Linked DNA regions of Homo sapiens: region 2 is linked to region 1. A link is a contact called in ENCODE Hi-C or POLR2A ChIA-PET data. All regions are on one chromosome and are shown on one strand. The core of a region is the stretch at or near the end of the contact, and the rest is flanking DNA. Distances in the headings are between cores, read along the strand shown.

Region 1 (2,700 bases), core at 44-2,543:
GCACGTGTCTGTTATGCTCTGGGGGGAAGAGAGGTATCCTGGCACTGGCCCATCCACTTCAGCGGACACTTCAGCCAGCAAATCGCTAATTCCAGCAGGGTGGGTTCCTGGGCCTGCAGCCCACAGGTGGAGCCCCATGGCTCTCAGGGCGGGCAGGTCCGGCTCCAGGGACTCCAGAAACTCTAGAAGGGTGGGAAAGCACAACGCCGGGGCCCTGGCTCTACCTAGAAGAGCCTATGACCCATGTCCCCTCCCTATCCCAGCCCACACTGCTCTTGGATGAGGGTGAAGGGTATGGACATTCCATCTTGGGTCTGAGGCCTGGAACTCGACTCCTTGGGGATCCTTGGGGCACCAAAGATTCAGCCTCATCCCTTCTCAAACCCGGAGACTCCTATCTCCACCCACTTTCGAACCCCAAGGGATAGTCGGCTTCTTCCCAGGCCCAGGGATGAGACCAAGCCTTTCTGTGGTCTCCGACACGCCCCCTTCTGTGGCTGGCCCCGCCTTAGTCAGTTCGGAGCTCCAGCCTTACCTGGCGCCAGCACCAGCGCGCGCGCGCCGCAGCTGCGGAGGCAGTGCAGCAGGGGGCCCCGGCGCAGGGCGGTGGGCACAAAGGCAGTGCGCAGGCCGGCCTTGGCCAGCCCGAACCAGAGCCACAGAAACTCTGGGCCAGCGGGGAGGAGCAGCGCCACAGTTGCTCCAGGTGACAGAGGGGCGGCGGCTCCTCCACCTCTGGCGGCACCGTCCCCTCCGGCAAACTCCGCGCCGCTTCCGGCCGCTGCATCTCCGGCTCCCGGCGCTGCCCGCTCGCCTTCTCCAGCGCTCCCCTCGCCGCTGTCGCCGCCGTCGGGTCCCCAGTCCCAGCCTAGCGCACGTAGGAAGGCGCGTGCAGCCCTGTTACTCTCGCGCTCCGCCTCTGAGTAGCTAAAGCGCCGCGAGCCGTGAATGAGAAAGGTGTGCGCGGCGCGCTGCTGGGCCAGTTCCGCGAGGCGCCAGGCCAGGCTGCAGCCCCCCTCGGGACCTTCCGGGTCGGCGGCAGCCGCGGCCAGGGCGCGAGCTCGAAGAGCCCTTTTGCAGCACAGAGCTCGCACCGCAAAGGCCAAGTCCGCCGGAAGCCAGCGCAACTGCGGCCAGAGGTGTAGCTTCAGCAGCAGCAGCGGTAGCAACAGCAGCAGGGGCAGCAGCAGGAGGGCAGCCATGGAGCCCGCTTCCTCTATCGGCACCGTCTGGTTCCAGCCGCTCGCAAACATCCCTGATCCTCCCTTCCGAAAACCTAGGGCCGCTCGTTCTAGCTGAGACTTCTCCTTCCAGGGAGCGCGCGTGCGCTGGCACACGCCCATTCCCACCCAGGCCCCCACCACTCCACACGGGCGGAGAGCAGAAACCCGGGAGGAGTGCGGGTGTGGGGCGGCCCCGGACTCCCAGCCCTCCCCCCACAGCCTACGCTCCGCCCTAGGCGCGCTCCCTCCCGGACTGCTCGCGGCTCGCACCCTACCAGGTCCTGGGCGGTGCTCGCGCCTTCCCTGAATCCCAGGGTTATGTCTGTCTTCTAAGTTGTTTCTCGGCTTGGGCGGTTTAGGCATCTGGCTAAGCCCTAGAGTCCAGGCCTGAGAGCCAGGGCGTTTGGATCGCAGTCCATCTTCCCCTCAATATTTCTCGTTTTCCCGTTAAGGGAAGGTACCATTGCTCTCTCCCAAAAGAATGAACTTGGCCCCTGGCCCATTTGGTTCTGCAAGTCCCGGCCTGCCAGCCGCAACCCCAGGGGATGGGTGGGGGCTGAGAGTTAAATAGGGGAAAGGTGGAAACCCAGACTGCCAGATTTCTGAGGGGTCACGACAGAGGCCCCTCCCTTTGGGCAAGGGTACAATAATTGGGGCCAGCCAGCAAATGCTCTCCATCCTGGTTTTAATTGGGACAGAGGAAACTGGGGAAGGAGAGAGGAAGGAAAAAGAAGCCTCCAGTGGTTTAGACTTTCAAAGGAAGCAACAGCAGTGATGAGGGAGGGGAGAACCTGGATTCTGTAAAAAGACAAATTTTCGGGGTGAAGAGGAGCAGCTCTGTGCAGTTCGCCCAAACTTCACTCCTCAGTCCACCTCCATTCTCCCTGGACAGCGGGGGAACAACAGCATAGCCAAGGAACTCTCCTCTGCTGGTTCACATGGCCCAGCAAGTGGCCACACTGTGGAAGGAAGAGCATCTCTGTCCCTCCCTGGTATCCAGACTTTATCTCCAGGTACAGTTGTCCCTGGAGACCAAGCTGGAGCATCCCTCCCGTCAAGCAGCGAGTCCTCCGGCCATTCTTGGTAGGCACACAGACTTCAACTGGAGGATGACAGACCTTTTGGAAGCATCTTGTTTCTTGAGAAATGAGTAAGGACAGGCCTCATCCTACGGGGGATGGTTCTGCATAGACAGATCAGTGCCTGGCTCCCACCTCCAGTGGCAGCAGGAAGGATGGGTAGTGGCCAAAGCCAAGTCCCTTCTGCTCTAGACAAAAGTGGGGGCAGAACAGGAAGGGAAAGGGGGATGTTCTGCGGTTACAAGTAGGGGTGCCAATCAAATCAAGACCAAGCTATACATGCACGGGGCAAATGCCAGCAGACACTCCAGCACAAAAGACATTCTGGCTTGTTTTATTGTCATTTAAAAACAACTTTTAAGACACGATTATCTCTGCCAAAAAAAAAACAAAAAAAA
Region 2 (2,700 bases), core at 99-2,598, 180 kb after region 1:
GGCATCCGCCACCACACCCAGCTAATTTTTTGTATTTTTAGTAGAGATGGGGTTTCACCGTATTAGCCAGGATGGTCTCGATCTCCTGACCTCGTGATCTGCCCACCTCGGCCTCGCAAAGTGCTGGGATTACAGGTGTGAGCCACCGCGTCCGGCCTGATATTTAGATTTAATTGAACATATATTTAGAACAGAATCTTAGCAGTTATATTCTAAAACGTTGCAATATGTAAAACACTTCAGAAACTGCACACTTGGCAATGATTTAAGCATGATGAAAAATCTTAGCTGTCAACCTGAAAAATGTGCAAGCCAGTACATAGTTTACGAAATTCCTTTAGGGCTCAAGAAAAGAACAATTCCTTTAGGGAGCACAGAAACAAACCTTGTGAAGACAGACTACTGCTTTAGGGAACAGCAGGGTCACCAGCAATGCAGAGTAGGTGCTACCTAGGAAGGCTTCCTAGAGGAGGCATGAGCTGGGCTGGAACAGAAGGCAGGAGAGGGGCAGGCCTGGAGGGGGTGAGGAGGAAAAAGGCAAAGAGCCTTCTAGAAGACAGAGCAAAGATGATGGTGCCAAGGCCTTGTGGTGGTGAAGGAGGTGGCTCCTCGAAGCCCAGGGGATGGGGGATCTCCTGGAAAATCCTGGAGGCAATTCAGGATAGAGCTGCCCTTCCTGCCTCCTCTCTCATTTTCCAGTCCTCAATACTGTGCCTGTTCCCTCTCACCCCACTCAGCATTCCCATCTTTCCTTCCAAAGGGAGAAGGGGCCAGATGTGGTTGCTCACGCCTGTAATTCCAGCACTTTGGGAGGCCGACGCAGGCAGATTGCAGGCAGATTGTCAGGAGTTCAAGATCAGTCTGGCCAAGATGTTGAAACCCCGTCTCTAATAAAAATACAAAAAATTAGCTGGGCGTGGTGGTGCACACCTGTAGTCCTAGCTACTCAGGAGGCCAAGACAGGAGAATCGCTTGAACCTGGGAGTTGGAGGTTGCAGTGAACCAAGATTGCACCACTGCACTCCAGCCTGGGTGACAGAGCGAGACTCTGTCTCAAAATAAATAAATAAATAAATAATAAATAAATAAAAGGAGTTGGAAACTGGTGAGAGAGGGCAATATTATCTCTGCATCAGAGACAAGAGAGAGACTCTCTTAGGAGGGGTGAGGGAACAGCTGCAGGCTGTTTGGGCCAGCCCCATCTCTGTCCCCAGGACCACTTCTGCTTTCTTGAGAGAAGATGGGCTTTGCTCCCCTCACTGCCCGCAGTACTTGGATGAAACCAGCCCTTCCACCCTACCAAGACTGTAGGACAGCTGGCAGGAAATGAGTATGTGTGTGATGCTAATTAGAAGCCTGTTGCTAGGGGGTTTAAGGGCTCTGGGGAGGAAGCCGAACTTCAGAGGAGGTCAGAGGACTGTAACAGCAGGCAGAGCTTTGGCTTCAGAGCCTGGAGCCACAGAGATCCCAAAGGAGAAAAAGCAGCCACTGGAGGGTCAGTGGGCTCAGCCTGTGGCCTCCCTCAGGACTGCTGGGGCAAGAGAAGGGCATGCCTCCCTTACCCAGGAGCTGTGAACCAGGTGCCTCCCTGAGCATATCAGGAGAGAGAAGAACCAGAAGCAGGTCTCTGTGGGGCCTCACAGTGGAGCAGAGAAGGCCTTTCCTCCGTCTGGGGTCCAGCGCTGGCCTGGCCCAGTGTCTGACCCTCTTGGGACTGAAGTGGTGGGTGCCCAATAAGTTGTGCCTGTCAAACCCATCTATAGCAGACCTGTCATTGTTTTTTATTTTTGAGACAGAGTCTTGCTCTGTTGCCCAGGCTGGAGTAGGGGTGTGATTACGGCTCACTGCAGCCTCGACCTCCCCAGTTCAAGCAATCCTCCTACCTCAGCCTCCTGAATGGCTAGGACTACAGGTGCAGGGTCACCATGCCTGGCTAATTTTCAAAAGTTTTCTGTAGAGATGATGTCTCTTTATGTTGGCCAGGCTGGTCTTGAACTCCTGGGCTCAAGTGATCTTCCCACCTTGGCCTCCCGAAGTGCTGGGATTATAGGTGTGAGCTACCGCACCTGGCCTCAGATCTATCATTCTTTAGGGTGAGAGCCTAGCTCATTTTGTCACATAGGGTAAGAAACCTGAAACTATCTGTGTCAACTTTTGTATTTTCTGTAAATTTGGTTTTATTTTACATTTAGATTCCTAGTAAAGTCCCTTTTGAAAAACTAAACATACTTTCTTTGTCCAGTGTTAAAAGTGTTGTTTTTCGCTCGGCATGGTGGCTCACACTTGTGAGCTCCCATCCCAGCACTTTGGGAGGCTGAGGAGGGAGGTTTGTTTGAGCCCAGGAGTTCCAGACCAGCCTGAAAAACACAGTGAGACTACACACACACACACACACACACACACACACAAACACACACACACACAAAAGTGGATTTCTTTCTTTTCTTTTTTTTTAGAGACAAGGTCTCACTCTGTCACCCAGGCTGCAGTGCAGTGGCATGATCCTAGCTCACCGCAGCTTCAAACTCCCTGGTTCAAACGATCCTCCTGCTTCAGCCTCCCAAAGTGCTGGGATTACAGGTGTGAGCCACTGCACCTGGCAAAAGTTTTTTTGAGACAGAGTCTCTCTCTATGGCTCAGGCTGGAGTGCAGTGGTGCAATCTTGGCTCACTGCCATCTACGCCTCCTGGGTTCAAGCAA

The links. Hi-C counts contacts between places; a loop is a spot of excess contacts on that map. ChIA-PET counts read pairs that join two places held with the same protein, here RNA polymerase II (POLR2A). Pooled maps may share reads with other maps.
Region 2: a loop to region 1 is called in a pooled map, with 2.3 times the contacts of the local background. The contact joins the enhancer-like site here to the promoter of SLC27A3 in region 1. A Hi-C loop is called at or near these places in 4 of 50 pooled maps. POLR2A ChIA-PET finds 5 or more read pairs at or near these places in 3 of 52 experiments (B cell, H1 and activated B cell).

Annotation. Positions count from the first base shown.
Region 1 is chr1:153,774,000-153,776,699 of GRCh38, reverse strand. It overlaps SLC27A3 (solute carrier family 27 member 3), which reads right to left and starts at 1,293. Exons shown (of 10, transcript NM_024330.4): 1 at 536-1,293; 2 at 1-182. The coding sequence starts at 1,202. It overlaps INTS3 (integrator complex subunit 3), which reads right to left. Exons shown (of 30, transcript NM_023015.5): 30 at 1,892-2,700. RefSeq lists a silencer at 666-857 and an enhancer at 226-892.
Region 2 is chr1:153,597,644-153,600,343 of GRCh38, reverse strand. No RefSeq gene overlaps it. Among named protein-coding and RNA genes, the nearest start is that of S100A16, 14 kb to the left of the region's middle. Within about 2 kb of position 1,348, at least 8 of the 41 ENCODE cell types and tissues checked have a DNase peak (open chromatin) inside an H3K27ac peak, as active enhancers do; they include B cell, where a contact is called at or near this core.